Regions from separate parts of the Homo sapiens genome. Here all the other regions are linked to region 2. The links are chromatin loops, found by intact Hi-C in ENCODE. Cell type or tissue: B cell. All regions are shown on one strand. Region 1 holds the start of SIGLEC6 (sialic acid binding Ig like lectin 6). Region 2 holds the start of LOC124904753 (a long non-coding RNA gene). Region 3 has its middle 17 kb from the start of ZNF175.

What was found. Hi-C counts contacts between places; a loop is a spot of excess contacts. Peaks named below come from ENCODE experiments on the same cell type or tissue, not always from the same donor. Only the 100,000 strongest peaks of a DNase experiment are listed, where the experiment ranks them.
Region 1: a loop joins it to region 2, with 4 times the contacts of the local background. A loop is called at or near these places in 4 of 110 quality-filtered maps.
Region 3: a loop joins it to region 2, with 7 times the contacts of the local background. A loop is called at or near these places in 12 of 110 quality-filtered maps.

What each region holds. Positions count from the first base shown.
Region 1 is chr19:51,527,547-51,535,546 of GRCh38, reverse strand. SIGLEC6 (sialic acid binding Ig like lectin 6) reads left to right here and starts at 3,877. Exons shown (of 8, transcript NM_001245.7): 1 at 3,877-3,965; 2 at 4,028-4,387; 3 at 4,588-4,866; 4 at 5,063-5,110; 5 at 5,566-5,823; 6 at 7,294-7,387; 7 at 7,719-7,800. The coding sequence starts at 3,899. In B cell, no CTCF peak of the experiment used is centred here; a DNase peak (open chromatin) is centred at 3,816; H3K4me3 peaks cover 1,403 bases; H3K27ac peaks cover 1,230 bases.
Region 2 is chr19:51,604,971-51,612,970 of GRCh38, reverse strand. It overlaps SIGLEC5 (sialic acid binding Ig like lectin 5), which reads left to right. Exons shown (of 9, transcript NM_003830.4): 9 at 549-2,011. The coding sequence ends at 740. LOC124904753 (a long non-coding RNA gene) reads right to left here and starts at 25. Exons shown (of 3, transcript XR_007067313.1): 1 at 1-25. RefSeq lists an enhancer at 5,558-5,917. In B cell, CTCF peaks have their summits at 4,697 and 4,900; DNase peaks (open chromatin) are centred at 4,830 and 5,760; H3K4me3 peaks cover 520 bases; H3K27ac peaks cover 2,494 bases.
Region 3 is chr19:51,550,050-51,558,049 of GRCh38, reverse strand. No RefSeq gene overlaps it. Among named protein-coding and RNA genes, the nearest start is that of ZNF175, 17 kb to the left of the region's middle. In B cell, no CTCF peak of the experiment used is centred here; DNase peaks (open chromatin) are centred at 4,669, 6,139, 7,039 and 7,931; H3K4me3 peaks cover 3,917 bases; H3K27ac peaks cover 2,743 bases.

The sequences.
Region 1 (8,000 bases), 77 kb after region 2:
AAATACTCAAAGGAGTCCTAAACCTGGAAGCAAAAGGATGATTTTATCATCACGAAAACATATGAAAGTAAAAAATTCACTGGTAAAGCAATCATGCAAATGAGAACTAGAAAGGACTCAAATGGTACCACTACAGAAATCCACCAAATCACAAGGACAAACAATAAGATAAAAGGAAAGAAACAACGAATGTTTAAAACAAGAAAATGTTTAATAACCTGACAGAAAGAAAGCCTCACAAATCAATAATAACCATGTATGTAAATGGATTAAAGTATCCTCTTAAAAGATATAGAATGGCTGAATGGATTTTAAAAATGACTCAACAGTGTGCAGCTTAAAGAAACACACCTTAAGAAAAGACACATATAGACCAAAAGTAAAAGGATGGAGAAAGATATTCCACACAAATGGAAACCAATAGTAAGCAGCAGTAACTATACTTAGATAAAACAGACCTTAGGTCAAGAGCAGTAGAAAAAGACAAAGAAGGTCATTATATAATGATGAAGGGATCAACCCAGCAAGAGGATATAACAATTCTAAATATATATGCACCCAGCAATGGAGCAGCCATATCTATAAAGCAAATATTACTAGATCTAAAGAGAGAGATAGAATGCAATACAATAATGGTGGGAAGCTTCACCACCCTATTCTCAGTAAGACAGATCACTTAGACAGAAAATCAACAAACAAACATCACATTTAAACTACACTATAGACCAAATGGAACTAACAGACTTTTACAGAACTTCTACCCAACAACTGCAGAATACATATTCTTTTCATCAGTACATGAAACATTCTCCAGGATACACCATATATTCGGCTACGAAATAAGTCTCTATAAATTAAAAAAAAAATCAATATTTACTCAATGTATACTCAGACCACAATGGAACAAAACAACAAGTCAGCACCAAGAGGAACTCTGGAAACAAGACAAATGTATGGAAATTAAACAATATGCTCTTAATGACCTACCAGGTGAAAATCTATACAGGAAAAACTAAAAAACACTGATGAAAGAAATTGAAGATGACACAAACAAATGGAAAAACATCCCATACTCATGACTGGAAGAATTAAGATAGTTAAGAAGCCCACACTGGTCTATAGCAATCTAAAGATTTAATGTAATCCATATGAAAATACCAATGTCAGTCTTCACAGAATTGTAAAAAACAATTATAAAATTCATATGGATCCAAAAAGAACCTGAATAGCCAAAGCTATCCGGAGAAAAAAGAACAAAGCTGGTGGTATCACTTTACCTGACTTCAAAGTATATTACAAGGCTATAATAACCAAAACAGCATGATATTGGTATAGAAATAGATACATAGACCAATGGAATATAACCCAGAAATAAGGCCACATGTATACAGCCAATTGATTGTCAACAAAACTGACAAGAACTTATATTGAGGAAAGGACACCTTCTTCAATAAATGGTGCTGGGAAAATTGTATACCCACACACAAAAGAATGAAACTGGATTCTTCTCTCTCACCATATTAAAAAAAAACTCAAAATGAATCATACACTTAAATGTAAGACCCAAAACTATAAAAAAAAAAAACAGCTACAAGAAAACCTAGGGAAAACTCTTTTGAACATTGGTCAGAAGAGTCAGAAATTATGACTAAGTTCTGAAAAGCACAGGCAACAAAAACAAAAATAAACAAATGGGACTTAATAAACAAAAAGCTTCTGCCAGGAAAAGAAATAATTAGAGTGAAGAAACAACCTGTTGAATTGGAGAAAATATTCGCAAACTATTCTTCTGACAGGAGACTAATATCCAGACTATACAAGGAACTCAAACAACTCAACAGGAAAAAGCAAATAATCCAAGTAAAAAGTGGGCAAAGGACAGGAATAGACAGTTCTCAAAGAATACATAAGAACAGCCAATACGACAAAATGGTCAGCGTCACTAATCATCAGAGAAGTGCACATCTAAACCAAAATGAGATACCGTCTTACCCAGTCAGAATGACTATTACTAAAAAAACAAAAAATAACAGATTTTGGCAAGGATGAGGAGAAAGATAACTCTTCTGTACTGTTGGTGGGAATTTAAACTAGTACAGCCACTTTTGAAAACACTATGGACATTTCTCAGGAACTAAAAATAGAATTACTATTCGATCACTCAAGCAATCCCACTACTGGGTATCTACCCGAAGGGAAAGAAAGAAATACATCAAAGAGATACCTGCATTCACATGATTTTTGCTGCACTATTCACAATATCAGAGATATGGAACCAACCTAAGTGTCAATTAACAGATGAATGGATAAAGAAAATATAGTATACATGCTATTTGGCCATAAAAAAGAATGAAATCGTGTCATTTGCAGCAACATGGATGGGACTAGAATTCATTATCTAAATTGAAATAAGTCAGACACAAAAAGACAAATGTTGCATGTTCTCACTTACATGTGGGAGCTAAAAAAATATTATCACATGGAGGTGGACAGTAGAAAGATAGACAACAGAGACTGGAAAGGGTCAGATGGGGGAGGACAGAAGATGAAGAGAAGTGAGTGAAGTGCTACAAACATACAGTTAAAAGGAATAAATTCAGCGTTAGAGAGCAGAATAGTGTGATTTTAGTTAACAAGAATGTATTGCACTCACGTGACGGACACTCTAAATATCCTGACATAATCATTACGCATTATATACATGCAAAAAAATTTTACATCTACTCCTTAAGTTTGTAGAAATAAAAAAATTTACAAATATATGGTGGCAAATTCTAATACCTCATAGGTATTAGAGATTTGCCAGATGCATACTGCACAGAGGAAAATAGAAAACCATGTGAGCTAGACCTAAAAATTTTAATTTTGTCAGGATATTCTGCTCACGTTGTCCAGAAATATGTCTTTTGTGCCACATTTAACTGTGAGAAGCAGATTTTTCACAGGAAAGAAATTGCTAATCTCTATGATGAGGACCTAAAAAAAAATCTCTCCAGTCCACACTGCACTGAGTGGCAACATTAATTCAAAAGAAGTTTCTTCTGCACTGCAGTTCATAAAATATGTGTCCTTTTTGATTTACATGAAGATGTTGCATGGTTCTTATTTTGGAGATGTCATTGAAATTTTGTAAATCAGCGTACTAGCTGTCAAGGAAAAACCTCCATACTCATGTTTTAAAAAATATCTGGCATTCTACTGTGTCACTTGGCAAACTCACCAGTGTCCACAGCTCTAAAGCTAGATAGTGAGGGTGTGTGCTGAGGATGGGAAGCTATGGATGGGGATCATCTCAAGGGTAGGGACCAGGTCCCTGGCATCTCTTCTCCAGCCCGACCTACATACAGATGCTCACTATGTCTTTGGTGAATGAATGAATGAATGAATGAATGAGTGAATGAATGAGTGGCTATCACCCACACTGCACCTGGGACCCTTCTTCCTTTCACTGTCCCAGACACTCCCACAGACCCTACAGAATCCTATATCCTGCAGGACTGACTTTCTCATGGCGTGGGATGAGGCTGTGACTCTCTGGGGCCAGGAGTGACCAGCTCCCAGGTGTAAACAGTGGTGCACAGAAAAGCACCTCAGGTGGGCAGGGCCTTGGACACAGGTTTCGCATTCCTCAGATGCCCCGGGAGGCCCTGGTCCGGGCTCTGTTGCTCACAGGAAGCCCCGAGGTGGGAGGCGGGACACAGTCTCTTCTCCTCTGCTCTTCTTTGGGCAGGTCTCTGGGTCTCAAAGTTTCCGTCTGCTCTGTGCAGAGGGAGTGGAGCTCCGAGGGCTTGTGGCTTCGCAGTTCCTCTTCTGTGAACAGCCGAGATCACGCGCTCCTCCCCAGCCACCCGTTCCTCCCCGCAGTCCTTCCCCTCCACTCCCTTCCCCTTCTCTGCTCATGCAGGGAGCCCAGGAAGCCTCCGCCTCAGAGATGCTACCGCTGCTGCTGCCCCTGCTGTGGGCAGGTGAGTGGGCCAGGGGAGAGGTGCCGTGGGGCTGGGCCGAGCTGACCCTCATGTCTCCATAGGGGCCCTGGCTCAGGAGCGGAGATTCCAGCTGGAGGGGCCAGAGTCACTGACGGTGCAGGAGGGTCTGTGCGTCCTCGTACCCTGCAGATTGCCCACTACCCTTCCAGCCTCGTACTATGGTTATGGCTACTGGTTCCTGGAAGGGGCTGATGTTCCAGTGGCCACAAACGACCCAGACGAAGAAGTGCAGGAGGAGACCCGGGGCCGATTCCACCTCCTCTGGGATCCCAGAAGGAAGAACTGCTCCCTGAGCATCAGAGATGCCCGGAGGAGGGACAATGCTGCATACTTCTTTCGGTTGAAGTCCAAATGGATGAAATACGGTTATACATCTTCCAAGCTCTCTGTGCGTGTGATGGGTAAGGAACCAGCTCCAGGACTAGCCACAGGGGAAGGTCATGGGGGCCGTAGGGCAGGGCTGGGACGGGAGCCCCGTCTTGGGAGGCGGGTACAATTAAGCATGTTGGGCTCAGAGAAGGAGCTGGACCAGAGACTGGGCTTCCCCCTGGGTGAAACCTCAGACCTCCATCCTGATCCTGCGTCCCCATCTCCTCACCAGCCCTGACCCACAGGCCCAACATCTCCATCCCAGGGACCCTGGAGTCTGGCCATCCCAGCAATCTGACCTGCTCTGTGCCCTGGGTCTGTGAGCAGGGGACGCCCCCCATCTTCTCCTGGATGTCAGCTGCCCCCACCTCCCTGGGCCCCAGGACCACCCAGTCCTCGGTGCTCACAATCACCCCACGGCCCCAGGACCACAGCACCAACCTCACCTGTCAGGTGACGTTCCCTGGAGCCGGTGTGACCATGGAGAGAACCATCCAGCTCAATGTCTCCTGTGAGTGCTGGGCCAGGACGCCCGGGTCCCTGAGGGTGTGGGGGGACAGGGCAGGGCTGAGCCAGAGCTTAAAGTTGGGGACCTGGTTGCCAAAGAGGAGAGCCCCTTTCCCTGTTTTCATGGCTCCTGAGGGGAAGGCCCCATGCCTACCATCCCTCCTCAGGGATGTTGAGGCGGCCACCTCTTTCCACCCCAGATGCTCCACAGAAAGTGGCCATCAGCATCTTCCAAGGAAACAGCGCAGGTAGGAACCAGCCAGTCCTGTTCTCTCCAGGGCCAGATGGAAGCAGAGTGGGGACTAACGGGGATCAATATGAGAAGCCAGGACTAAGGCCTCCATAGACTTCAAAGACCTGGACTGAATCTTTGCTCACCCCCAGCCTTTGTCGCCTCTTCGGCAGGAGCTGCCACACCCCTCGCACTCCCTCTTCTCTCTTGCTTGTTTTCCTACTGCCTCAGGCGTCTCCATGGTCCAGGAATGGCACTTGTCTGCCACGACGCTGTCCGCAGCCCTTGCTCCACTCTCTGCAGGACAGCCTGGGCAGCTCCAGGGAAATGGTCTGGGCTTTTCTGAAGACCTGAGGCCCCCACTTTACTAGTCTCCTCCTCAGAGCTAGTGTGGACCCCACAGGAGGAGAGGGACACCAGTGCTTTGCCCCTATACCCCATCTCTAACTCTCTACACCTCTCTCCCCAAAGCCTTCAAAATCCTGCAAAACACCTCGTCCCTCCCTGTCCTGGAGGGCCAGGCTCTGCGGCTGCTCTGTGATGCTGACGGCAACCCCCCTGCACACCTGAGCTGGTTCCAGGGCTTCCCCGCCCTGAACGCCACCCCCATCTCCAATACCGGGGTCCTGGAGCTGCCTCAAGTAGGGTCTGCAGAAGAAGGAGATTTCACCTGCCGTGCTCAGCATCCTCTGGGCTCCCTGCAAATCTCTCTGAGTCTCTTTGTGCATTGTGAGTGTGGGGGGAGGTGCGCGAGAGTGTGGGCAGCTGGGCGAGAGCTCCATAGTATTCAGAGAAGAGGCCCCTGCTAAGTCCTGTCCTCCCTCCCCAGACCCCTCACAACTGCTGGGACCCTCCTACCTCTGGGAGGCTTAGAGTCCACACTGCAGTGGCTCCTCCCTGCACTGGCAGCTTGGGGAGGAGATTCTGGAGGGATGGGAACAGCAGCCATGGCTCCTTCACAGTCACCCCCAGCCAGCCGGACCCTTGGTCAACAGCTCCCTGAGCCCCTGCCAGGGATTCAGCTCAAGTCTCAGGCTCAGCTTTGAGGCCCAGAACATCCCAGAGCAGCTCTGTCCCAGCTGCTGCCAGGTCAGGAGTCTGCTAAGAGGTGACAATTGGGGGAAGAGAAGCCTGGGTCCTTGTATGAGTTTGCTAGGGCTGCCATAACAAAGTAATTCAAAGTGCACGACTTAAACAATAGGGATTTATTGTCTCACGGTTCTCAAGGTCAGAAGTCCAAGATCATGTATGGTGTTAGAGTTGGTTCCTTTTGAGGCTGTGAGAGAATCTCTTCCATGCTCCTTCCCTGGCTTCTGGTGGTTTCCTGGGAGTCTTTGGCGTTCCTAGGCTTAAAGAAGCATTGCCTCGACCTCTGACTTAATCTTCACATGGTGGTGTCTGTGTCCACATGTGCGTCTGTGTCCACATTTTCCCTTTTTTTTTTTTTTTTTGAGAGAGGGTCTCACTCTGTTGCCAGGCTGGAATGCAATGGTGCGATCTTGGCTCACTGCAACATGGTAATCTGACATATGCAACCTCCACCTCCCGGGTTCAAGAGATTCTCCTGCCTCAGCCTCCCGAGTAGCTGGCACTACAGGCGCCCACCACCATGCCCAGCTAATTTTTATATTTTGAGTAGAGACAGGGTTTCACCATGTTGGCCAGGATGGTCTCGATCTCCTGACCTGGTGATCTGCTAGCCTTGGCCTCCCAAAATGATGGGATTACAGGTGTGAACCACTGCACCCGACCCACATTTTCCCCTTTTTATAAGGACAACAGTCATATTGGATTAGGGCTCACCCTGATCCAGGAACACCTCATTATAACTAATTACATCAGCTATGACCCTTCTCCAAATCAGGTCATGCTCTGAGGTGCTGGGGGTTAGGACTTCAAAATAGGAATTGTGGGGAGACATAATTCAACCCCTAACTGCTCCAGAGAAATGAAGCTTGGAGAAGATGTTTCCAAGGCCCAGACAAGAGTGGCTGGGGGCACAACGTCCTCAGTCTTGCAGTTGGGGGAAGGGGGAGTCATGGAGAGAGAAGAGGCTGGTTCCGGGTTCACAGGGCAGTGAAATGGTGAGTGACTGAGTCCTGGATGGGGGTGGTCACATTAGTGGAAGGTGGAGAGGAATGGCTGTTGGGAGGATGTCCTGGAATTAGAACTGGAGTTCACTTAAAATTCAAATTATAGGGAAACCAGAAGGCAGGGCTGGTGGTGTCCTGGGAGCAGTCTGGGGAGCTAGCATCACAACCCTGGTTTTCCTCTGTGTTTGCTTCATCTTCAGGTGAGAGTGGGCTCCAGGGAGGCACAGAAAGACTTCATGTGGGAAGGGCACACAGGTGGCAGAATCTCAGAAAACCTGAGTGGAGGAAAATGGGGTGATTGGGAAAGTCGAGAGTGAGGAAAGGGAGGGTAGTGGTGGTGTGAATTACCCCGTTGACCAGCTGAACCAAGCAAGGGGTCTCTTTGAAACCGTGGTCCAACTCTTGGGCTCATGTGAGCACCTGGACCTCTTAATTACTTCTGTACTCTCCATAGGGAGTGGGGAGATGGTTTTCTTTTGGGGAAAGAGGCTCCAAATAACCAGGCTGAAAGGCTTAGGGCTGTTCCCTCAGAGTGAAGACTAGAAGGAAGAAAGCAGCCCAGCCAGTGCAAAACACGGATGATGTGAACCCCGTCATGGTCTCAGGCTCCAGGGTGAGTGACAGAGACCTTAATTTCCATTCAGCATTATCCCTTTTGAATGCTGCCCTAAGTAAGGACCCTGAGGCATTTCTTCATTAACACCTGACATTCCCTGCGGTTCCACATGTGACATTTTAAATTTTTGACTCAGTAATAATTTAAAAAGTATTGATTTCAATAATTTAAAATAGTAACATTTGGAACTGAATCTA
Region 2 (8,000 bases):
AGCAAGCCTGGAAGGGCGAATGGAAAGGAGGGAACTGACCAGGACGCAAGTGCTCATCCAGTGGGTAGGGGGCAAGAGAGAGAGAGAGAGAGAGAAGAACCCATGAGCCAAAGCCTTAATTAGAGTCCAGGGCATAATCTAAGCAGGCTTCCCACAGGGAGTTCTAACTGGGGGTTTAGAGCTAGCAGGCAGGAGTTCTGTGGAGCCACACTGTGACTGAGAGGTGGTTGCTGCAGTATATCTGCGCAGCCTATGAGGGACACAGGAGTCAATACGTAAGTCAAGTAGGTTGTAGCTGTATGTCCCATAGGGAGCTGGTCACAAGGAGATGGTTGTATAAGGCAGACATTTGGATTAACCACCTTGGGGAACTGGGAGGAGGTAGAGAATTGGAAATTGTGTCCAGGTGACTAAGCCCTGCTTCTGGCATGAGAAAGTCCAACTTACATTCAAAATAAATCCCAAGGCAACATATAAATATAAGAACTCATTATTCTACACCTGCCTCTTTATTCCTACTGTGACACCTTTCCTTCCCCTTTACTCAGGGTTCCAGGAAGAAGCCCTGGCCAGACAGCCCCGGAGATCAAGCATCTCCTCCTGGGGATGCCCCTCCCTTGGAAGAACAAAAGGAGCTCCATTATGCCTCCCTTAGTTTTTCTGAGATGAAGTCGAGGGAGCCTAAGGACCAGGAGGCCCCAAGCACCACGGAGTACTCGGAGATCAAGACAAGCAAGTGAGGATTTGCCCAGAGTTCAGTCCTGGCTGGAGGAGCCACAGCCTGTCTGGGGGAAAGGACAAGTCAGGGACCACTTGCTGAAGCACGAAGAGCCCTTGTGGCAATGTTAACATTAACTGATGTTTAAGTGCTCCAAGCAGATGGAATTAGAGAGGTGGGCTCAAATCTAGGCCCTGGCACTGTCATCAAGCAATTCACTGCATCCCTCTGTGCCTCAGTTTCCCATTCTGTAAATCAGAGATCATGCATGCTACCTCAAAGGTTGTTGTGAACATTAAAGAAATCAACACATGGAAATCAACCAACATGGGTCCTGGAACAGGGCGTTGTGCTCAGTGCTTTCTGGTCTCTCTTCCTTGAATAGAAAGGTCCTGCTGGCAAGTTCTCTCAAGGCTGGGGATGACCAGGCACAAAAAACAGGGCAGCAATATGTTGGTGTCACTCCCCTTCCCAAAACTCTTCGAAGACTCCCTAGGAAAGACCAGCCCCTCAGCCTGGCACTTGGTTCATGATGTGGGATCTTATATCCTTGCCAGAGTCATATCTTTGCCCACTTTTACCTGCAATCCTTGCATCATATTCCTTTGGCTCCAGTCCTTCATTTATGAGACCCATAGGAATCCTTCCAACAGCCAAAGAGTTGAGTCTAACTCTTTCCTGCCCAAACCCATTCACGGCCCCCTGGCCTTAGACAATATATCACAAGCATCTCCCCTGACACATAAAGTCCTTCATGATCTCCCTGCTATCTATTCATTTATACTTTCCTCTTGCCTAACCCTTCCTTAAGCCTTTCATGCTGGTTCATACCACACTGTCTTTGCAATTTGAGATTCCTCCTCCTGGAAGCCATGCCTCCTTGCTTTCATCTGGCTTACACTATCTTTTCCTCCAAACATGAGTTAATGGGTGGTCTTGAGTTGGAAGAGTGGACTGAAGAAAGAACTTATACTCTCCCTCCTCTAAAATTGAACTAATTTATTTTTTAAAATGCTAAACCAAAAGCAGCTAAAAATTCTCCAGTTACTTATCTAGGGTATCTCCAAACCCAGATAAATGACAATGTTAGAAACTTCAGCAAGTGGTCATGAGGAAATGAGTGGATAATTCCAGTGGAGTACTGGGAGGACATTGATTCTCAATATCTACCACCCAAACTTCATTTTCATCACTGTAAAGAAGGTGAATTGTGACTACTGTTTTGGTTATGACAGGTTAGATAATTTTGATCAAGCCTTGTGTTGAAAATAATAAAATCTTTTGGGGAAAAAATGAGTAGAAAAAGAATCCTTCCCTTAAATAGTATAGAATGCCTGAAAAGAAAATGGAAACTTAGGCCAAAATTCTGGGGAAAGGCTGAACCCAGAGAAGTAAGCAGAATCACTAAGCCAAAATTCCCAGGGGCATTTGCTCATATTGAAAAAGGAAGCTTTGGTTCTTTGGTCTTGCATGTGGCTCTGGAAATGAAGGTTAAGTCTGTGGCCCAGCGAAAGGTTGCAAATGTCAAAAGAGACCATCCCTACATTGGGTTTGTGTCAAGGTAAGGCTGAATCAAAACTGAAGACAAGGAAAAAAATCTGAACAGCTACCAGAGAAAAAGGATCACCTTCAAAAGAAAAGTCATTTAATTGACAACTGAATTATCAGTAGCAACCTGGAGAGTAGAAGAAGGCAAATACTATTTCTAACATCAATTTGCAATCTATACTCAGTAAAGTCAACTCAAAAATGAGAAAGCAATAATGATCTTTCAGAGCAAGTAAATGGGGGAGCTTTAATAAAAACAAAAGATAGTTTAGAATTCCTGACAATCACAATAGTTAAGTACCAAGGTAAGTGTATTTTACATGTCCCAATATCCATATATTATCCAGGAGGAGAGAGAGGTTTTCATTTACTAAAGACTTTGATAGGTTAATAAGGCATGCTGTAAATTTTTCTCATGACGGCTAAAAGAACAGAATCATAATATATAACTTTCAACCTAGTGATCACTAAAGGTATACTATTAAAAACTTAGTAAACCAGCCAGGCGCAGTGGCTCACACCTGTAATCCTAGCACTTCGAGAGGCCGAGGGGTGGAGAATCACTTGAGCCCAGGAGTTCAAGAATAGCCTAGGCAACATGGCAAAACACACCTCTACAAAAAAGTACAAAAAATTTAGCCAGGCATGGTAGCATATGCCTGTAGTCCCAGCTACTTGGGAGGCCGAGACAGGAGGATCACCTGAGCCCGGAAGGTGGAGACTGCAGTAAGCCGAGTGATAGAGTGAGACCTTGTCTCAAAAAACAAACAAAAAGCCAAACAACAACAAAATTACTTAGTAAACAAAACAAACAAACAAAACGGAGAAATAAAGTAATGTAGAATTGGTGACACATACAGAAAACAAAATATAACATGGGATATTTATGTTAAATATAATTGGATAAATGCTTCAGTTTAAAACAGAGTCCACTTGGATGGATTCCAAGTATATGATCTTTACAACATATACACGTAAAGTACAAGGATAGAGAAGGCCAAAAGTGAAAGTATATTATGCCGACATTAATAAAAGGAAAGCTAGTGCAGTCCTATTTGGCCATACAAAATACACATTACCACATTGTTCCATTTGTGTGAATGTTTAAAGCAATTATTCTTGCTTAAAAATATATACACAGGTATTATGCTTATGGGCAAAGGCAGGGAAAAGGATAATCCCAAATATCAGCAAGGTGGTACTCATAAGAAGGTCAGGGAGGGTGGGAAACAAAGAGGGGTTCTAAGATTCCTGGGGTGCCCGCATGTTCTATTTCTCAGCATAACAGATGATCACACAATGTGAATGGTAAGTATATTTCTGATAACACAAACATGGAAAAATATTGCAAGCTAGGAAATGTCTGATCTTCTGATAGTCATCTTTTCTTAAATTTTTTGAAGAAAAAATAATTTTCTTTAAGGAGATTATGACAAAAAGTTAATAAAAACTCATCCTTCTTACCAAAAATCTTGATAGATTTGACAACATCACAGTGGAAAATATCACCAGGCTCAGTGGCTCATGCCTGTAATCCCAGCACTTTGGGAGAGTGAGGCAGGAGGATCACTTGAGCCCAGGTGTTTGGAACGAGTCTGGCAATGTAGTGAGACCCTGTCTCTACAAAAAGAAAAAAAAGTTAGTGGGCATGGAAGCACACACCTGTGGTCCTAGCTACTTGGAAGGCTGAGATGGGATGATCGCTTGAGCCCAGGAGTTCAAGAAGAGCCTGGGCAACATAGTAAGAACCCATCTCTACAAAAAATAAACAAAAATGAGTTGGGCATGGTGGCAGGTGCCTGTGGTCCCAGCTACTCAGGAGGCTGAGATGGGAGGATCACTTGTGCCCTGGAGGTTGAGACTGCAGTGAGCTGAGATCATGACACTGCAGTCCAGCATGGGTGACAGAGTGAGACTTTGTCTCAAAAAAAAAAAAAAAGAAAAAAAATATACACACACACACACACACACACACACACACATATATATATGCACCAATAATGTGAGACCCCATGAAATCGCGTATACATCCAGTCTCTGTTTCCCACTCTGTCAAATGAGAATTATTAACCAAACCTCTCTTAGGTTGGTTATGAAGATTAAATGAGGCATATATAGAAAAGCACAGCCCTGAGTCTGGAACTTGGGGAGCTTCAGTGAATGTCCATCTCTTTCCTAAACCCTTATCCGAGAGGAGATCCAGGCACGGACTTGCTACTTAAAGCGTGGTCCAAGAGCCAGCAACATCAGCATAATCTGGAACTTCAGAAAAATACCTTGTTCTTCCCTGTCCCTTAGCCAGGCCGGTACTACAATTCAAAAGAATGATCCTTAGCTCAACAAGAGGAGTGAGAGGAAAAGCACAGCGATAAGTCTCTTTCCCTGGCCTCTCCTTCCCAAAAGGGACCCAGCCTTTTCGAAGCCTCTCTGACTTAGGTGCCCCGCTGGCCTACAGCTCAGAACCGTGTGCTTGTAAATTCGTGTCCATGGCAGAGTTGGGAGTTTCCTGAACTCAGAGCACAGTTGTGGTGCAGAACCATGGACAGCGCCAACCCTGGGCTAGTTGTTCCCCAAATCGGGCATGGCGGGTGGAGCGCCCCCTGGGAGCAGAACTCTGTCCTGTCTCAAATGCAGAGGTAAGAAGGTTGGAAAGCAGAGTTGGTTACATTCTGTGCTGCAGGACAGAGGTGCTGGTCAGAGGACATTCAAACTCCTCCTCAGTCTTCTTCTGAAGTCCCCCTCATTTTAGGGAAGAGAAGACTTAACTTCAGAGAGATGGTGCATTTCTCACAGGCCACTGGGATCCTTGCCTCTCTGGGCTGACTCTGCCCTCACTCCTTCCAGGAAACCTTCTATGTGGTAGGCTCCATCTCTTCCTCCCTTCCTTTTCCAGTGAGTTGATAATTTGCTCTTGCTTTGAATCCCTTATTTGTCCTGTCATGGTGTTCTGAAAAACAGAACATGATATGTGATCCTTTTCCATACCTGACTCTGTGCCAAATCCTGAATCAGCTCAAATGAAGGAATGAAGGATCTATTAGAAGGCTGGTTGTGAAGTTATATTTGGAGCTGAGGGGTCACAGAAATAAATTCTAAGTTTTCCTTCATTCTACATGAATAGTAAGTGTTTAGACTAGGAAAAGGATCCTGGGGCCTCAGTGGACCACAGGATGGAGAGAGTTGTCATGAAGGGCAGAACAGGCAAGGCAATGTCAGGGTAAAATGGATGTGCGTTAAGGAGGGAGAGATCTGATAAATACTGTGAAGATGGGAGGCCCATAGGGCTGGAGGAACTGTCAAGAAGTCAAAACTCACACTGAAGGTGTGAGTGAAGGGCTTATCAGAAACCTGAGAATAAGCGAGGAGACATACAAAAATTCAGTGACTTTCTGAACTCAAATTGACACCAGAAAAACCACAAACATCACAGTCGAGTGTGAAGCTGGAGCCAGGGCCTCAGTTCTGAGTCACCGTCTCTGACCATGAAGGGCCCCCCTTGCAGGTGAGTTTCAGTTCCACCTTCTCGTGACTTCTTGTGTGATGGGTGGAGGGGCAGAAGATTCAGTTTCAGGGCTCCTACACTCTTCTGCTCTGAGAGAGATCTCCGAGTTCCAAGTGAACAGAGAAGAGGTGGGGCATGCCCCATTCATTTTCTGAGGAGAGGTAGGAATGGATGCCTGGAGGAGGCAACATCTGAGTGAGGAATGAGATGGCAGGGGGCACTGAACAGGTTATCAGTAGGCCTGGGGTAAAAGGAGGTCAGCTTTCACTTCCCTGGTAGTTGTTTGAGGGAAGAGGACTCCTAACAGAGAGAGGAACTTGGAGCAGCTCAATCCAGGAAAAGTCTCTAGCTGTGCTCTTTCTGTAGCTGCCTTGATCTCCAGGTAGAAGAGACTCATCAGGCGATGTCAGGAGTCCCAGACTCACCCCCCTCCAAACCCAAGATGCTGCTGTTGCCCCTGCTGTGCAGGTGCAGGGACAAGAGGATTGCAGGAAATGTGACTTCACAGAAGGTCCTTCGTCATCATTTTGGGGTACAGCTTGGAGAAATATGCAGGATAGAAGCTGCAGGTCTGAGATTTGAAGATGTGGTACAGGACAAACTGCCTCTGTATTCTCATGCTTTGATCTCTCATCTTGAAATTTTTGTGTTTACTCTAGAAGAGCCTATGTCTTTTGGTTTGTGGAAGAGGTCAACATTTCCATTTCCATGATCCTCCTATTTCCACAAATAGACCAGGTCAAAAGCTGCAGAAGAGACACCAAGAACCGTAGGCTGATTCCACCTCCTTGGGGACCTTCACTGAGCAACAGAGATGCCAAGAAGGAGGGGAGCATGACATTTTTCCCTCATGAGGAGAAGACTTTTAGTGAGATATTGTCACAAATAGAAAACATAACCTCTAAATGTGAAAGGTAGAGTACTACTCTACTTACAGAGAGCTTAGGTGTTCCCGTGTCCCATATCTGAGCACCTCTCATCCTTGAGGGCCAGTTGCGAGTTTGGAGGCCTCAGAGAAGGTAGATTTGCCATTGCCTTCTTCTTTCACATTTTAGACTCTGTTATGTTTGGTACTGGAGGATCCAGGTGAGGATGGCCCCCTTCCAGAACCAATAGCCACGAACTGGATCTGGGTCCATCTGGGGATCCTGGAGTGAGAAAAGTGCAAGGTGCAAGCTCTTCTGATCATCACAACCACAATAAGTGTGTGTGGGGGTGGAGGGAGGTGTGTCTCAGGGTGACCCATTCCCAGTAACAGTTCTTGGGTGTCCTATATCCTCAGCAGGCTCTGACATGGGGAAGTCAGAGCCCCATTGCACCCAGATTCCAGGATACCTAGGATGTGAATGTCAGGTGTCTGGGTCAGCACTTGCAGGGAGAGGGAGGACCTGGGGAACAGAGGAGGGTATGGTACCAGGAGTGGCCTGTGGATCAGCCCCGAGCTGGGTCCTCTGCTTTCAGCTCAGGGTCCTTCATGTCTTCCACAACCCAATCCTTTGGATGAAACAGGTTGCTGATTCCAAGCATAGACTGAAAAGCTAAGTAGAACATTTGAATCTCATGGGGATAGAATGATAAAAGTTATGGCTGAGGGCTTGCCAAGGAAAAAGGGCCATGGTAAACACTGTAGTGCTGTGGTTGGGACCTTGTAGAGTAAGGATGAGTTGGAACTAGATGATACCTCATAAGGATTAAAGCCAGACCAAATTTCCTCAATATCTGATCAAATTGAAGTGGTCGGCTTGCCACAAGCAACAGTAAATATGCCCTGAAGAAGGATAATGTGACCCAGAGCTTAAAATTATCTCCATAGGTTTTCATCACTCCACCAGACAAGAGTGTGGCCAGGGAAACAGCAGCCAAGAGTTTTATGAGAATAGAGCGCTCACTAGAGGACCTAGAACTTAATGCAAATGTGGTAGAGCTGGAAAGTGATGCTTTGGAGAAGGCAGGATGATCATGAGAGCATCATTAAGCAGTTCCATTGAAGAACAGGTGTGGGTAGGCAAGACAGAGCGTGCAGGGATATATGAAAAGCCAAGTATGCCCATTGTTACCATGGGACCCCCAAAGGGGGATCTCAGAAAGTTCTATGGAAAACTGTTGCCTGCGTAGCTACTACCTCTGTAAGCACACAGCCAAGCAGGTGGTGGTAGATTTGAGGCTGGTGTTGGTCATCCCCAGGGCTGGCAATTGGGAAGATGGCCTGCATGTGGAGCAAAGCAGGGAAAA
Region 3 (8,000 bases), 55 kb after region 2:
AATAGAACGTCCCAGTTACATAAAGATGCCAATCATTTACGAATCAATAATTTCAATACCCTTTCATTCAAAATCCCATTTAGGGTAGAGAGGAATGGAACATGTGAAAGTGCAGACTAAGAATAAGACACTTTGAAGGAGAAGAGTAAAATGGTGAGGCTTGTCCTACTATATATCAAAGGTTATTATAAAGCAATATAAATAATAAAATACCAGTGGGTGTGAACAGCCAATGGAAGCCAAGAGGCTGATATAGTATAGAATTCTAACATGTGTGAGGGCAAGTAGAAGATCACTGGGGAAAAGGTGAACCTAGCCAGCACAACAGGTCTGTGGGAAAGGATAAATTACTTAATCAATGATGCTGGAACTTTGGTTTAAATTTTATTTTTTAAGTTTCTTTTCTCCCCCACCTCCTCTCTTTTTTAACGTTTATTTTAGGTTCGGAGGTACATGTTCAGGTTTGTTACATAGGTAAACTTATGTCACGAGGTGGTTGTACAGATCATTTCATCACTCAGGTACTAAGCCTAGTACCCAATAGTTATTTTTTCTGCTCCTTTCCCTCCTCTCACCTTCCATCCTCAACTAGATCCTCATATCTGTTCCCCTCTTTGTGTGCATGAGTTCTCATCATTTAGATCTTACTTATAAGTGAGAACATGCAGTATTTGGTTTTCATTTATTTTTCTTTATTTTAATTTTTAAAATTTATTTTCATTGTATATATTTAATATGTACAACGTGATATTCAGATAGACATGTACACAGTGAAATGATTAATACAGTCAAGCAAATTAACATATCCATCACCGTCCATACTTACTTATTTCTGTGGTAAGAGCACCTAAAAGCTACTCACTTAGCAAAATTTGAGTATACAATATTATTAACTTTATTCTCCATACTGTACATTTTATCTCTAGACTTCTTTATCCTTCATAACTATAAGTTTGTACCCTCTAACATTCTCCCCATCTCCTCCCACTCCCTGCCCCATTCTACTCTGTTTCTATGTATTCACCTTTCCTTGTTATTCTACATGTAAGTGAGATCGTGCAGAATTTTTCTTTCTGTGTCTGGTTTATTTCACTTAGCAAAATGTCCTTCAGTTTTATCCATGCTGTGGCTAATGGCAGCATCTCCTTATTTTTAAGGCTAGTAGCATTTCATTGTGTGTGTGTGTGTGCACACGTACACACACAGTGATTTGTTTATCCGTTCATCTGTTGATAGGAGTTTAGGTTGTTCCATATCTTAGCTATTGTGAATCATGCTGCAATGAACATGGGGGTGCAGGTATCTCTACGAGATGCTGATTTCATTTCCTTAAGGTATATACCCAACAGAGAGATTTTTGGGTCATATTGAGTTCCCTTTAACTCTTTGAGGAGTCTCCAAACTCTTGTCCATAACAATTGTATCAATGTACATTTCCACCAACAGGGCACAAGCATTCCATTTTCTCCCCACCCTACACAACACACTTGTTGTCTTTTATCTTTTTGTGAACAGCCATTCTAATAAGTGTGAGGCAGTATCTCATTGTAGTTTTGTCCATTCATATTGAGCAGCTTTTCATATACCTGTTGGTCATTTTCATGTCTCTACAGAAAAGTGTCAATTCAAGTCCCTTGCCCAATTTGAAGTTGGGTTTTTGTTTGTTTGTTTGTTTGTTTGCTATTAGGTTGTATACATTCTTCATATATTTTGGATATCAACTTTTTATCAGATATTTGGTTTGCAAATATTTTCTCCCAACCTATCAGCTGCATGTTCATTTTGTTGATTGTCTCCTTTGATGTGCAGAAGCTGTTTAGTTTCAGGCAATCTCACTTGTTTAGTTTTGCTCTTGCTACCTGAACTTTTGGTGTAATATCCAAAAAATTATCATCAATGTCAATATCAGGTAGATTTGCCCCCATGTTTTCTTGTAGGAGTCTTACTATTTCTGGTCTCATGTTTAGATCTTTACTCCATTTTCAGTTGATATTTGCGTAGGATGTAAGATGAGAGAGTCCAGTTTCATTTTTTTGCTTGTGGATATCCACTTTTTCCAACACTATTTATTGAAGAGATTACCCTTTTGACATTGTGTCTTAAAATCCTAACAACCCCACAAAACTATTAGAATGAATAAATGAATTCCACAAAGTAATAGGATGCAAAATCAACATACAAAAACCAGTTGCATTTCTTTACACCAAGAATAATCCATCCAAAAAGGAAATCAAGAAAGTAATCCCACTTGTAATAGCACCAAAAAGAATAAAATACTTAGGAATAAATTTTAACCAAAGAAGTGAAAGATCTGTACAGTGAAAAACTACAAAATATTAATGGAAGAAATTGAAGAAGACACAAATAAATGAAAAATATCCATGTTTGTGGATTAGAAGAATTAATATTGTTAAAATATCCATACTACCCAAAGTGATATACGGATTTAGTGTAATCTCTATCAAAATTCCAATGGCATTGTTCACAGAAAAAAATAATTGCCAAATTCTTATGGAATTGCAAAAGACTCTGAATAGCCAAACAATTTTAAGCAAGAAAAACAAAGTTGGAGGAATCACATTCCTGATTTCAAATTACATTACAAAGCTACAGTAATCAAAGCCGTATGGTGCTAGCTATATTCCAAATGACATATGGACCAGTTAGACCAATGGAACAGACTAGAGAGCCCAGAAGTAAACCTAAGCACATGCAGTTTGTTAATTTTCAAGAAGACATTGAATTCTTTAGTAGAAGGGGGAAAAAAACCCTTCAAATAAGTGTAAAAATATAAAAGAGTTATTTTTCAGAATATGTAATGTCAGTCATACACATATCTGCGTAGATATATACACAACAGGGTCCCTGCCAGTATGGCACAGCTCCAAGACCTTGCTGTGTGAGACCCCAAGGCCTTCCCTGGCTGTATGGAACGACCATCTTTTGAAGATGGCGTCCTCCAGTGACCAACTCTATCTGGGCACGACCATGTTGTTCTCCTGACAAAGCCGCTGAAGAAAAGTTTACAATGGAAATAACGGACACGCCCTCCACCGCGTTACACCATGATAACTATCTGCAGAGCATAGCTCCAAAAGTGATATTGAACATGCGCGTCAATGGACATGCTGAAGAAATCACGCCTGGACGCCAATGTGAACCGGAAGTTGCCCAGAGAGGCCTTCACTGATGTCGCCACCAGTTCCTATGTAAAGCCTGAGGGAAGCTGAGGTGATTTGGGGTAATTGGGATAGGGGTGTTAAAGCTCGAAAATTCTGAGTTTAACCAACCAGGAAAAAAAAAAAAAAGACCAATTTGTAGGACACATTTGGTTGCATCCAAACTCTGGTTTTCCATCAAATCAAGGACAAATCAGACTACTTTCATTGAGAAATGACAGAATGAGAGAAATCATTTGTTTCACCTAAAGCTCACAAGGACTTTTGAACTAGAATGTGTAAGAAACTCCCACAAACCAATGAGAAAAAGGAAAACAAGCCAAAGTAAAAGTATGCAAAGCACATGAATATTAATCTGCTAGTATGGAAGCATGAGTGGAAAACAAGTCCACGTTGAGATGCGCAGCCTCACTGGTAGCTGAAAAAAAATCAAATTAAACAGAAATGAGATACTTCTTTACACTCTTTCAGAAAATCAAGAAGGCAAATAACAGCGAGTGTGGCAAAGATATGAGTAAATCGGGACCTTTGTGTTCTGATGGTGGGAGTGCAGTTTGTTGAGGCATTTTCAGAGCTGGCAATACCTATTTTGTGAGCTGAATGTGCTCGCTGTGTGATAAATCATTAAGCTGTACACTTAATGATTTGCATCCCTTCTGCATGACAGTAAAAAATTCTTAAGCTATTATTGTGTGAAGTAGCTAGGAAAAATGCATACAATATGATGCAATTTACATAAATGCCAAAAACAGTAAAACCTAAACTTTGATATTTAGGGATGCATATTTTGTCGGTTAAAAAAATTGTATTATTCTCCAAGGTAAATAATAGGAGAAGACTAATATCTTCACAAAAAGCTTAGACACATTGTTAAGGAAAACCCCAAAGCCCCTCTGCATAAACTCTTTAAATAAATAATTCACAGAGATTAATTTAAAAATTGGGTCAACAAGGCTGTTTATAATCACATCTTTGAAAAGTAAGGAAGGGAGATTATATTATTTATCTAATCTTGAATTACCAAAAGTGAAAAAAAGTCTGTCATATTGGGCACTGTCATGCATGGTCAGGAGATTTAAAGGAGTATGGCACTTTTGGAAAATATCCTGTTGGCTTCAAATGGAATTGGGGTAATCTTCACCCCTCCGTATTGTATCAACGAGAAATGCACTTTACTGTGAGTCTGTTGATTTTCAGGGGCTTTAACAAATAAGATTTTTTTTTCATGCAACAAGAGGTCTACAGATGAGCTGCTGCTGGCTTTGACCCAAAACATTCCTGGGGTAAAGAAGGAGCCGGGAGGGGCACAGAGGGAAGTCCAGCCCATACAGACCCACAGTCGGCCCCTCCTTAACTTCCTCCCTCTTGGGCGGCCCAATCCTGTGACTCAGCTGTTTTGCCGGCTGGAGACCCCGATCTGGATCCTATCTAGTCAGACTCCTCTGCATAGCCCAGTCATTCCTAAACCAGGGACACAGTCCTGCTTCAGCACCAGGGACAGCGCCACTCTCCCTGATGCCTGTGGCTCGCCAGGACCAAAACGTGTCTGGATGTGCAGCGAGAGCCACCAGCCTCTTTGCGCGGTCCCTGATGGTAGACATGGGAGAGAACGGCGCAGGATAGGAAAACCTCCCAGTCTGTGTCTGCCCTTCTCGGGCTCTCGGTCACGCCCAGGAGATGGGCCCTTAGATCACTCAGAGAGGGAATCTGCACATATCCCTGGTTTCTTGCCTCTTAGGACAGACTCCACCCCCGGGGCCTTCAGGAATCCCTGTCTAATTGTGATAAACTCCCTTCGCCTCCCCCTCTCCCTCCTCCTCCTTCTCCTCCCCCTCCTCTTCCTCCCCTCCCCCTCCTCCTCCTCCTTCTCCTCCCCCCCTCCTCTTCCTCCTGCTCATCTTTCTCTGTCTCTCTCCCTCTCTCCTACCCCTTTCTCTCTCTCTTCCCTGCTTCTTCGTCTATCTCAGTCTATGTCTCTTTTCACCTTCTTCCCCTTTCCCCTCTTCTGTCTTTCTCTCCCTGTCTCCCTTTTTCCTGCCTCTCTACCTTTCTTTCTGTCTCAGTCTGTTTCTAGTCTCTTTCTTTCCCCCTTTGCCTTGTCTGAGGGCAAAGGGAATGTTCCTGTTGAAGGAAAACTTTCTCTCTCTCTCTCTCTCTGTCTGTCTGTCTCTCTCTTTCTCTATCTCTTTCCCCTCTCCCTCTCTTCCTCTTCTCTCTTTTTCTCTCTCCCTCTCTCTCTCTCTGTCTCAATCTGTGTCTCTTCCCCTCTCCCTCTTCTTCCCTACTCCTCTCACCTCTGTACCACCTCCGACTGGTACTCGTACCCAATTGGAGCTCTGGAGGACAAAGAACAAGACTCATGGTCCTTTTCAGTCTTTAGCTTTGTGCCCAATCCTAAAAGATTACATATATATATATATGTCATATATCATATATATAATATATATATTATGTATATATGCTTCAGGATCTGTAGGCTAAATGGAGGAACAGAATATCAGGCAGCTGATGGAAGCATGGTCTTTGGAAGTGATGGAAGACATTCAAAGTGTTTAGGCACACAAGGGATCTTACTTAGATTGAAAAAAGAGTCCCGTGAGCTCAGAGATGGGGAGCTGTCCATGGGAGACCTAGCAGGCTATTCATTTCAAGAGAGAGAGAGGCCAGGAGAGGAATATTTGCTGGTCACTCCACAGAGGGGAGGAGTTGTAGAGGCTGGAAAACTGTGGAAAAGTCAAAGTGAAGAGACTGTGTATGTATATGTGCAGGCAGGGCCCACAGGAAGTGAGAGTAGGAGGAGAGACACAGGACAAGTTCTTTCTGCCTCACCCTGAACCCAAAGAGCTCACCTAAGTCTGGAGCCAGAGCTGGAGCCACGGCTGGAGCTGAGGACAGAGAGGGTTCCATTTTAGGAGAGTCTCAGTCTCACTCTCCTATGACCCTATGCAAGGGGCTCCAAGAAAAGCAACTGGGGAAAACAGACCCAGAAACTCCACATCTCTCTTGAGGGAAGTGGGGGTTGGTCTTCAGGTGGTGAGGAAGAGGAGGAAGGAAGGTCCCACCCTGCTGTGGTCAGGGGAGAGGAGAGCTCAGCTTTCATTTCCCCTGTAGTGGTCTGAGGGCAAAAGTAGCGTTTGCTGAAGGCAGAAATTTGGGAGAGGAACAATACATTCAATCCAGGAAGAGAATCTATCACTCCAAGGTTGTGCCCACTTCCAAGTGGGAGAGGCTAATCAGTGAAGACAGCCTAGTTCTCTCACTGTTTGGGGTGCTACTTGTAGACTGCCCAATCCTGTCACTGTTCGGGGCACCGCTTGTAAACTGCACGGACCTTGGGGGACTGAACAAAGGGGGACGAACGCGGGAACAAAGACAAGAGAACAAAAGAATGTGTTTGGAAGAAGGGGTCAGGGGGCACCTTGCCTCTAGTGGACAAGGGCCCTGAACTTTACACAGCCCTCCATATTTATTAGGCAAAAGAGATAGCGAGAAGGAGGGGTGGAAGAAGAGGTCAGCTGCTCCATCTAGAGTAGGCTTGCAAGACTGTATTCCTTGAACAGTAGGCCCTAGATGTCCCAGAAGATAACTTCAAGGAGCCGGCGCCAGGGAGTGACCGCCCTCAGCAAACCTTCTGGCGGCAGGTGCAGTCGTGAGTTTGCTCACATCCTGTATTCATGATAAACAGTTTGCTGTTTGATCATATAGCCTCCAGTGGAATGCTGAGTTGGTCACGATCTCTTTGGCCTTTTCGGCTCCCAACAAATCAGATGGTGTCAGCGGAATGTAGAACATCCTTTTCCGCTGCTGCCATTGCCCCAGCTGTGAGGGCAGCAGAGGCCTGAGGAAGAGGTTGCTCAGTCGGGCTGCAGCCACAGCTTGCTTCCCGGCAGCAGTCCCATGAGAATCAGCCGGCTGTGCTCTCACCTTTCAGTCAGTGACGGTGAAGAGGGAACCTTTGCATTCTGTGCCCAGCTTCATTCTCCAGTCCAATCCATGGGTTTTCTGGACTGACTTTAATCCAGTCCACACCCACCTTTGGATCCCAGAGGGGGCCCACAGACACCATAATCCCCCTGTGGCCACAAATAAGCCCTGTCAAAACTTGGAAGAAGGCTGGGCGCAGTGGCTCATGCCTGTAATCCTAGCACTTTGGGAGGCCGAGGTGGGTGGATCACCTGAGGTCAGCAGTTCTAGACCAGCCTGGCCAACATGGTGAAACTCCATCTCTACTAAAAATACAAAAATTAGCCAGGTGTAGAGGCAGGTGCCTGTAATCCCAGCTACTAGGGAGGCCAAGGCAGGAGAATCGCTTGAACCTGGGAGGTGGAAGTTGCAGTGAGCCGAGATTGTGCCACTGCACCCCAGCCTGGGTGACAGAGCGAGACTCCATCTCAAAAAAAAAAAAAAAAAAAAAAAAAAGAAAGAAAGAAAAGAAAAGAAAAGAAAAACCTGGAAGAGAGGACCTGGGGCAAAGCTAACCTCCTCAGAGACCCAAGGACCCACAGTTGCTCTCAGAGCATCAGATGTTCCAGATGCAGGAAAGTAGGAACACATCTCTAGGTCAGAGATATCACATGAAATATAGCTCCCAATGAATGACACTGCCTCTGACTGTGACCAGTAGAGAAGGGTCCCCAGGAGAGAGCCCCAGAGGCAGGAACATACCTGTTTCTTATCTGGAGAGTAAGGGAGAGGTGCAGGATCCTGGGGCTGAGGGCAGGGGAGGCCAACCCCAGGCTGACACTCTGGGGTCTCCCCTCTGAGTTTCTCCTCCTCTGTAGCTTGTATCAGATACCCATAATTTATATCCCTTTAAGCTTA